2 separate regions of the Homo sapiens genome follow, and region 2 is linked to region 1. The links are chromatin contacts, found by Hi-C or POLR2A ChIA-PET in ENCODE. All regions are on one chromosome and are shown on one strand. Each heading gives the region's core, a stretch centred on a gene start or an enhancer-like site at or near the end of the contact. The rest is flanking DNA. Distances are from core to core; before and after follow the strand shown. Region 1 holds the start of KLC1 (kinesin light chain 1). Region 2 holds the start of TRMT61A (tRNA methyltransferase 61A).

The links. A loop is a pair of places that touch in the nucleus more often than their neighbours do. ChIA-PET counts read pairs that join two places held with the same protein, here RNA polymerase II (POLR2A). Pooled maps may share reads with other maps.
Region 2: a loop to region 1 is called in a map of CD8-positive, alpha-beta T cell, with 12 times the contacts of the local background. The contact joins the promoter of TRMT61A here to the promoter of KLC1 in region 1. A Hi-C loop is called at or near these places in 4 of 168 maps with a recorded cell type or tissue (CD4-positive, alpha-beta T cell, CD8-positive, alpha-beta T cell, ascending aorta and 1 more), 8 of 37 single-sample maps with no recorded cell type and 19 of 50 pooled maps. POLR2A ChIA-PET finds 5 or more read pairs at or near these places in 9 of 52 experiments (A549, B cell, CD4-positive, alpha-beta memory T cell and 5 more).

What each region holds. Positions count from the first base shown.
Region 1 is chr14:103,626,765-103,631,004 of GRCh38, forward strand. KLC1 (kinesin light chain 1) reads left to right here and starts at 2,447. Exons shown (of 17, transcript NM_001394837.1): 1 at 2,447-2,730. It overlaps LOC105370688 (a long non-coding RNA gene), which reads right to left and starts at 2,379. Exons shown (of 3, transcript XR_944248.2): 1 at 2,268-2,379; 2 at 975-1,161; 3 at 738-776. RefSeq lists an enhancer at 1,485-1,574 and silencers at 2,015-2,214, 2,305-2,664, 2,715-2,834, 2,925-2,974, 3,015-3,194.
Region 2 is chr14:103,526,774-103,531,013 of GRCh38, forward strand. TRMT61A (tRNA methyltransferase 61A) reads left to right here and starts at 2,423. Exons shown (of 4, transcript NM_152307.3): 1 at 2,423-2,488; 2 at 3,177-3,536. The coding sequence starts at 3,206. RefSeq lists silencers at 2,350-2,399, 2,410-2,579.

The DNA of each region.
Region 1 (4,240 bases), core at 1,197-3,696:
TGGGGCTTTTATTTATTTTGTTTTGAGACAGAATGTGGCTCTGTTGCCCAGGCTTGAGTGCAGTGGTGTGATCTTGGCTCACTGCAACCTCTGCCTCCCAGGTTCAAGCGATTCTCCTGCCTCAGCCTCCCGAGTAGCTGGGACTACAGACGTGCGCCACCACGCCTGGCTAATTTGTTGTATTTTAGCAGAGATGTGGTTTCACTGTGTTGCCCAGGTTGGTCTTGAACTCCTGAAGGCAATCCACCTGCCTCGGCCTCCTGAAGTGTTGGGATTACAGGCGTGAGCCACCTCGCCGGCCTCTCCTGGGGCTTTGAACGCCTGCCTCCCTCCTCTCATTTGGGTCTCAGGTCACCCGCCTGCCTCTGAGTTCACCCCTGACCACCTAGACTCTGCCTGTTCCATCATCTTTGTTCCATCTCTGCCTGTTCCATCATCTCGGCAAGATCCGGTATTTCCTTATGTGTTTATGGCCTACTTCTCCTCACTGGAATGTAAACTCTTAGAAAGCAGAGATCTTATCTATCTTGTTCACCTATGCATCCTTGGCTGTTATGAGGATCATGGGAGAGCAACAAATATTTATTGAGGAAATAAAAGAACAAGGTAATAAAGCCAGAACAAAGTGGTGGCAGTGGAGATGGATTCAAGAAATACTGAGAGGCCGGGCATGGTGGCTCACACCTGTAATCTCAGCACTTTGGGAGGCCAGCTGGGAGGATCACTTGTGGCCAGGAGTTCGAGATCAGTCTGGGCAACATAGCAAGATCTCCTCTCTGCAAAAAATTTAAAAAACATTAGCTGGGAGTGGTGGTGCACACCTGTAGTCCCTAGCTACTTGGGAGGCTGAGGCAAGAGGATCTCTTGAGCCCAGGAGTTCGAGGTTACGGTGAGCTGATTGCCACTGCCCTCCAGTCAGGGTGACAAAGATACCCTAACTCAAAGAAATATTGAGGAAGTAGAATCTTTTCCACCTGTTGTAGTAGGGCGTAAGGGAGCGGTGCAGGCATCCCAGGTTTCTGGCTAGGGTTGTGGGTGAGCAGAGGGGACAGTTACTGGGCGCAGCGGCACAGAAAGAATGAGCAGTCGATGCTTGGCGGTGCCCAGCCCAGTGGCTGAACTTAGTGACATCCAAGCTGCAGTCTGGCTGAAATCACTAACCTGAAAGTGGTATGGAGAAAGTTTGTTTGACCCTGACTCAGTGCCTCTCCCCGGGCCAACCCTACCGTGTTACCTAGGAGCTCCCCCTTTGTCTTTATAAATGAGATAAAAGTAACCAGACCTCCCTGGAAAAACCGAGGAGCACTTGCTTCTCTGGTGACTGCGGGGCCTAACTGCAGGGTTCACAAAGGGCTGCTGGTGCTGGGTGATAACATCGGAAAGGAACAGCAGTTCACAAGATGGGGCTGGGGGACTGGCCCAGGAACCCCTCCAGGTTAAATGATGCCTCCGGGCCCCGCACTTGGGACGTCTGCAGGCACTGGGAGGGTTTTTCCCAAGCCGCTGGCAGCAGCGAGCGGAGCCTCGCCCATTGAATCAGCATGCCCTCCCGGCTGGCTGCTGAGTCAGGCCTGCGGAGCCGGCGAAGCCGCAGGACTTGACCCAGGCGCGCTCCGCTGCCCTTCAGGCCGGGCTGGAGGTCGAGGCCCTGCAGCCAGGGAGATGCGCCGGTGGCTGCGTGGGGACAGAGGGGGGTTGTCTCCCACCCTCACAGTCTACACCCCGGCCCTTCCCCTTTGCCCGTCTGAGGCGCAGTTTGTGTCGAGGGGGAGCGCCTGGAAAGTTTCCTCGTACAGATACGAGGGTCCAAAAGCCCCGAGGAGAGGGAATAATGAGAAGGGGAGGGCGCAGGGTTAGAGGTCAGGGTCTCGACCAAAGGCTGTCGGTTTTCCTGGAGGAGGGAGAAAGGCCTGGCCGGGATCATCTGATTCCGGGGCCTCCCGAAGGCCTCCTAGCTGGGTTTTGGGGGGACCGAAACGAGCGCATGAAGCTCGCGGGCCTGGGAGTGGGGTGGGGCGGGAGCCCAGTGGTGGCGGCTGCGGCCGGGCCTGCACCGTCCCCGGCCGCATTCTGGTAGGGCCCACAGTCCGGCTGGAAGGGAAGCTGCCGAAGCGCTCGGTCATCGCGGCTGCGGAGTCGGAGAGGCCAGGGCCTGGCCGCCCACCCCGCGAGCCGCGCCCTGCCCCGAGCGCCCCACCCCCGTCCGCGTTACAACCGGGAGGCCCGCTGGGTCCTGCACCGTCACCCTCCTCCCTGTGACCGCCCACCTGATACCCAAACAACTTTCTCGCCCCTCCAGTCCCCAGCTCGCCGAGCGCTTGCGGGGAGCCACCCAGCCTCAGTTTCCCCAGCCCCGGGCGGGGCGAGGGGCGATGACGTCATGCCGGCGCGCGGCATTGTGGGGCGGGGCGAGGCGGGGCGCCGGGGGGAGCAACACTGAGACGCCATTTTCGGCGGCGGGAGCGGCGCAGGCGGCCGAGCGGGACTGGCTGGGTCGGCTGGGCTGCTGGTGCGAGGAGCCGCGGGGCTGTGCTCGGCGGCCAAGGGGACAGCGCGTGGGTGGCCGAGGATGCTGCGGGGCGGTAGCTCCGGCGCCCCTAGCTGGTGACTGCTGCGCCGTGCCTCACACAGCCGAGGCGGGCTCGGCGCACAGTCGCTGCTCCGCGCGCGCGCCCGGCGGCGCTCCAGGTGCTGACAGCGCGAGAGAGCGCGGCCCTCAGGAGCAAGGCGGTGAGTCCCCGGCGTGCGCCCCGGACCGCGGCCCCCTCCTCATCCTCCGCCCCGTCCCTGTCCCGCTCCTCTTCGGACCCGCCCCGGCCGTAACTCTGTCCCCATCCAGGCCTCCTTCCCGGTTTGGGTCCCGGCCCCTCTCCGTTCCCACCCCGGTACCCGCCCCAGTTCACCGCCCCGGCCGGTCCGCGACCCCTTCCAGGTTCAGGTCGGGTTCTTGTCCCCGGCCCTTTTGCCAGCCCCGGCTCCCGGCGCCGCGCGTCCTCCCCATCCGCGTCCCACTGCAGGTTCCGGTCCCCGGCCCTGCCCAGGGCCCCGCCCTGGCCCCGCATCCCCGGCTTGGCCCTGCTGCGGGCGGCGGCGGCCGTTCCCGGGGACAGCTGTGGACCCCGGGAACCCGCGACAGGGGAGGTGGCTGACCCCGGGATCGCGGCGGGCGGGGAGGCCGGAGGCCCGGCGGGGCTGGCTTTGTCCGATTCCTCCTCTTCCTTCCACCCCCGCCTCTCCCGGCACCGCCCTGAGCGGACGCGCCTGTCATTCTCGCGGGCGGCGGGGGGCCGGGTCCCTCCCGAGAGCTGGCTCCGCTTTGCCTCCTTGGCGACCCCTTATTTTCAGTAACCAGATGCGAAACGTTTCAGGCGACCCTGTTCACCTAGGCTGGCGTTGCTCCAACTAAACTTGAAGCAGCCTCCGTCCTGGAATGCTTTTTCCATGTAAAATTGGGTGTACCCTTTTCCTTAAGAAAATTAAAATAAAGCGTAAAAGTAGTGAAATTAATGCGTGATGGAGTGGATGGTTTTATAACTTAACATTTGTAGGTCATTTCTAGGTATATTTGTATTAGAATTGTTGCTGCCTGTTACTGTTTTATTATTTAAATGAATTAAGAATTTACATATTAAGCGTTTGAAAAGGAATACTTACAAAAATGATGTTTTTTAAAAATGTGAGAACAAAAAATTTGAGATATACTATTTCAGGTGTTCTGTAAAAGGGCAGTTAGAGCTTTGATTCTTTGCATTAGTTAAATCCCAAGGCCTTTTTTTTTGGTACGGCATGACTAAGCCATTGATCAGAATCAGCTCGGAATACATTGCACTAGTTTAGTGAAAGACACTTTAGAAAACTGGAAGAACCTCCTGAAGTTATATTACAGACATGGCCTTGCTTCTTTCAGGGATTGTCAGCAAGCCTGTTATGGTGAGAAATTTGACCTATTGCTCTGTTTCCTAAATATTTGTAGGAATACAATGATACTAAGTATGAAGTATATTTCAACTTGTATGGAATTCTGTGTGGGAGGGTAGGCACTCTAAAGAGCCAGTGTCTCTCCAAGTCATCAAAGAATGCAGCATCATGTTGCAGTTGAGCCTGGCAGCCCTGTCTGGCACTGAGTGCTGTGGAGGACCCAGGTGGTAACCTCTAACCCTACTGCAGCCTTGGCATTGTCTTAGAGAAAAGCATCCAGACATGCACAGGACTCTGGACAGCGTTTATCTCCAGCAAGGGG
Region 2 (4,240 bases), core at 1,173-3,672, 100 kb before region 1:
CGAAGAGGAAGCGGGCTGAGGTCAGGAGAGGGACAGGGGCTGACTGGGGATCACAGAGCACAGTGGGGTAGGAGGCTGTGCTGCTTAGAGGGGAGGGACTGCAGTCACGTGGTCCCTGCCAGGGATTTGGGCACAGCAGCCTCCCCAGTGGGCATCCTTCCTGCCTGTTCCCACCTTTCTTCAAATCAGCCATTGGTTCTCTGAAGCCGGTTTACTGGCTTTAATTCTTAATTAAGAGATAGGGTCTTGCTATGTTGTCCAGGCAGAACTCCAACTCCTGGCCTCAAGCAGTCCTCCCTCTTCAGCCTCCTCAGTGCTGAGCTTTGGGGGTTTATTGGCTTTAAATCCTAATCCCACTTTGACCTCACTGGCTGTGACTTCAGGCAAGTTATTTAACATCTCTGAGTTTCAGTTTCCCCATCTGTAAAGTGTTCCCTCCCTCCTAGGATCCTGGGGAGAAGTCAATGAGATGGCACAGCTGGGCATATACAGCATCAGCTCTTGTTAGGGGAGCCCCAATACAAACTCTGCACAGGGAATCATCAGCTGAGGTAGGGGGGATTGGTTCTGCTTGAGGACTCAGGCTGGGGACTGGGGCAGGCTCAGATGGAGCAGGTGGGCAGGGCTGAGGAGGCTGCCTGGAGGAAGGGGCACTGGAGGAGTTGACCAGCCAGTAATAGACAGAGAGGCAAGAGGGAAGTCGGAACCAAGGGAAACCACCGCCGAGTCACCAAGTCCTACCTTAGGCCCTTATAGGCACCCGGCCCTGACTCCACACCAACCACAGCTGAGAGGCTGGGGAAGAGAAACCCAAGAGAAGTGGAAAGTCAGAATCCCCCAGGGGAGAAATTAGGGGGTGACTCAGGCGGGTGCATCATCAAGGGAGAGAAGCATCCGCTGGAACACAGGTTCGGGAGCTGTGGAGGGGGCTGTTTCAACGTTGAGAGCAGAAGGCAGGGAGGCTGTAAGGCAGAAGTAGAGGCAGCTGGTGGCCAGCGTGGTGGCCCCACAGGGACAGGAGCCCACAGAGAGTGGGAGGCCATGGAAGGCCTCTCACCAGCTTACTCCTGGGGGCTCTCAGCCGCAGCTAGGGCAGGGACACAGAGGGGCTGAGGTTGGACCCCTAGGTTTCCATGATGGACCCTGAGAAGCCAATGCAAGGGCCACAAACAGCCTGGCCTGGCCTGCCCCAGAGGCGAGAGAGTTGAGAGTGCTCTACAGGCTGCCAGGGCTCCAGAGGGGAGCTCGCTCTGCAGGAGCCTGGCCACCTCATCTTACCAGGCTGGAGTGGCTGAGTGACTGGGGAGGGTGCCCTAGGGTCATTGCTAACTGGCTTGGGTTCGGGCGCAGGCTAAACCCTAGGCTGGGTAGGGGGGTCTCTGTTCCTCTCCAAGCTCTGGTCCTGAGAGCTAAGAGCTGGAGGAAGAAAATCCGTGTCCCCTGCCCCCGCTCCCCTGCACACACACTCCACAGAGGAGCCAGCTGGGAATGGTGTTGCTGAGACAGAACGCCACTCCCGCTTCCCTGTTCTGCCCATCCTCCAGCAGCACCTCCTCCAGTCTCCTGCCCAGGCTGCTCACCAGACCCAAAAGTGGGCCCAAGTCATCCAGTTCTCATTATGCCTTGGTTCGCAGGAGGGGACACAGGACCCCTACTCCCTCCTAGAAGCAGCTCTGCACTCAGGACAACGTGCCCCCGTCGGGGGAGGCAGGGCCTGGGCGGAAGGCCACTTCTGCAGACTTTTCCAGGCCCCCATCTGCTGCACAGAGCTCTGGCTGACCCTAGCCCAAGCCTTTTAGAACCGCCCCTTGACCTGCGATTCCTTTTCTGGAATTCATTTTAGGGCCCAGTCAGGGGTGTTCCCAGAGCAGTCTGCAATAACAAAATGTCTATGGCGAAGTGTCCTCATAGAGGACTGGGCAGTGAGCCACGGGCCAGCCCTCTGGTGAACCCCCAGGGGCCGTCAAAGGGGTCCGGGACAGCAGTGACAGCCAGGCCTTGGCTCCTGCCGCCCTTCAAATGTGCCTGGGTGCGACGGCAACCCGCGGCCGGCGGGGCGGGGGGACCTTTTGTTTGTTTGTTATTATTTGTAGAGATGGTGGGGGTCTCACTACGTTTCCCGGGCTGGTCTCGAACTCTTCAGCTCAGAAGAACCTCCCGCCTCGGCCTCCCAAAGCGCGGGATCACAGGCGAGAGCCACCGCGCCGGCCGGCCGCCATATGGATTTTGTCCAGTCTTTCGATCTTCCAGCGACCAGCAAATGTAAACAGAGCAGCTCACATGAGGGAAGAAGTCGCCCAGGAAACGTCCTCTGGGAGGGGCGGGAAGGGCAGCCTGGCGCTCCCAGGATCCCGTGCGCGGAGGGGGGGAGGGGGAGGCGGAGGCGGGGCGCGACGTCATCAGCGGGCGCGGAGCCGGAAGTGTTGTGGCCGCCGCCGCCGCGCGTCGCGGAGGCACGTGTGGAGCCCCGGCAGCAGGAGCGTCGCAGGTGAGACTCCGCGGGGTACAGGGTGGCAGGGCGCGGGTGAGGGTGACCCGGGCCGGGCACGGCGCGCAGGGCCTGTCCCTCCAGCCTCGCATGGGCGGCCCCCGCCGGCCCGGCCTGGCCCCTTGTTGCCTCTGCATCGGCTGGGCGGTGTTTGCGTGGACGGCCAGCTCCGCGTCCCCAGCCCCTTACTGGGGAGCCCTGAATCCTCTGTCATACCCTGCCACCTAGCCCCCGTGGGGGAGACTGGGGTGAGGAATCAAGCCTGGCTTGGAGGTGACCTCATTGACCATTTGCCTCTCCCCCGCCGGTGGACACCTCGCAAAGGCGCTTCCTCATCTCACATCTTGGGAATGGGAGTCAAGCTCCTGGAGAAGGGTGATGGGAGGGTCGGGTCCTCACTCCGGGAATCCTTGGGACCGAACTCCGCCATTGCCAAGCCTCAGTCTTTTCATCTCTGATTTAGGCTCATAGTCCCTGTCTCTTGTCCTAGACCAAGAAAGGCTTCAGAGGCCAGGCCAGAGTGCAGCGCTATTGGGCTCCCTGTCAGGCAGTGGCAGAGACTGAGGCTGAGCTAGCCACACCCCGCCCATGCCCACTGCTGGGATGTAGGCCTCGAAGCCTTCTACCTAGACCCTAGGCCCTCATCCTGCCTCCTGACTTGCTCATGCCTACACACACCCCTCCCCAGGTCCTTGGCCCTTGCCAGACATTAGCACCATGAGCTTCGTGGCATACGAGGAGCTGATCAAGGAGGGTGACACGGCCATCCTGTCACTGGGCCATGGTGCAATGGTGGCGGTGCGTGTGCAGCGTGGGGCACAGACCCAGACCCGGCATGGTGTCCTGCGGCACTCAGTTGACCTTATCGGCCGCCCCTTCGGCTCCAAGGTGACGTGCGGCCGAGGTGGCTGGGTGTATGTGCTGCACCCCACGCCCGAGCTCTGGACGCTGAACCTGCCGCACCGCACGCAGATCCTCTACTCCACAGACATCGCCCTCATCACCATGATGTTGGAGCTTCGGCCCGGCTCTGTGGTCTGTGAGTCTGGTGAGTTCCTCAGGCTGCCTCAGTTTAACGCAGAAATTGACACAAAGGTGGAGGTCAGAGCCTCCAGCCTGCCCTTCCTACAGACACATGTGGCTCCTCAGTTTCTATTTTCACATCTTTCCGGGATGCTGACAGCAGGGAGTGAAGGTGGAGGCAGAGAAGCCCGTTAGGAGGCTGGTGCTGTAACTGGAGTGAGAGGTGGTGGGAAATGGACCAGGAGGAGCTGGGGAGGACTGGTGCTCTAGTGAGGGTCCTGCTTGCCTTGGTGGGGCGTGGCCAGCTTGATGCTTGGCGCTGTCCTAGGTACTGACCGTCAACCTCTAGTCCTCCGTGCTGATGGTGAAGCAGAGAGAGTTGCCCCTTCTGGAAAGAGGCCAGGGCTACCCCGAGGAGCTCACTGTAGGTGGGGAGCCTTCCCCATCCTCATCCATGATCAGATCCTCACCTGCTACCAATGAATGTGAGCACCATTGTTGAGTCCAGGGCCTGGGCTGTGGGAACCCCTGCACATATACAGGTGCTGGGGCCGCCCAGTGTGGCGATTGAAGCCAAGATTGGCCCCAGGCGCTGATGCATCTAGGTTGTTGGTGGCGTGTTCCTCCCGGGCAGGAGAGCTAGGGTCCAGGTTCACGAAGAGTGCCTAGCACTGCCATGCTGGCTTTCTGAGGGCTGCAGGTCACCATGTCCCTCCCTGGGGTGTCTGG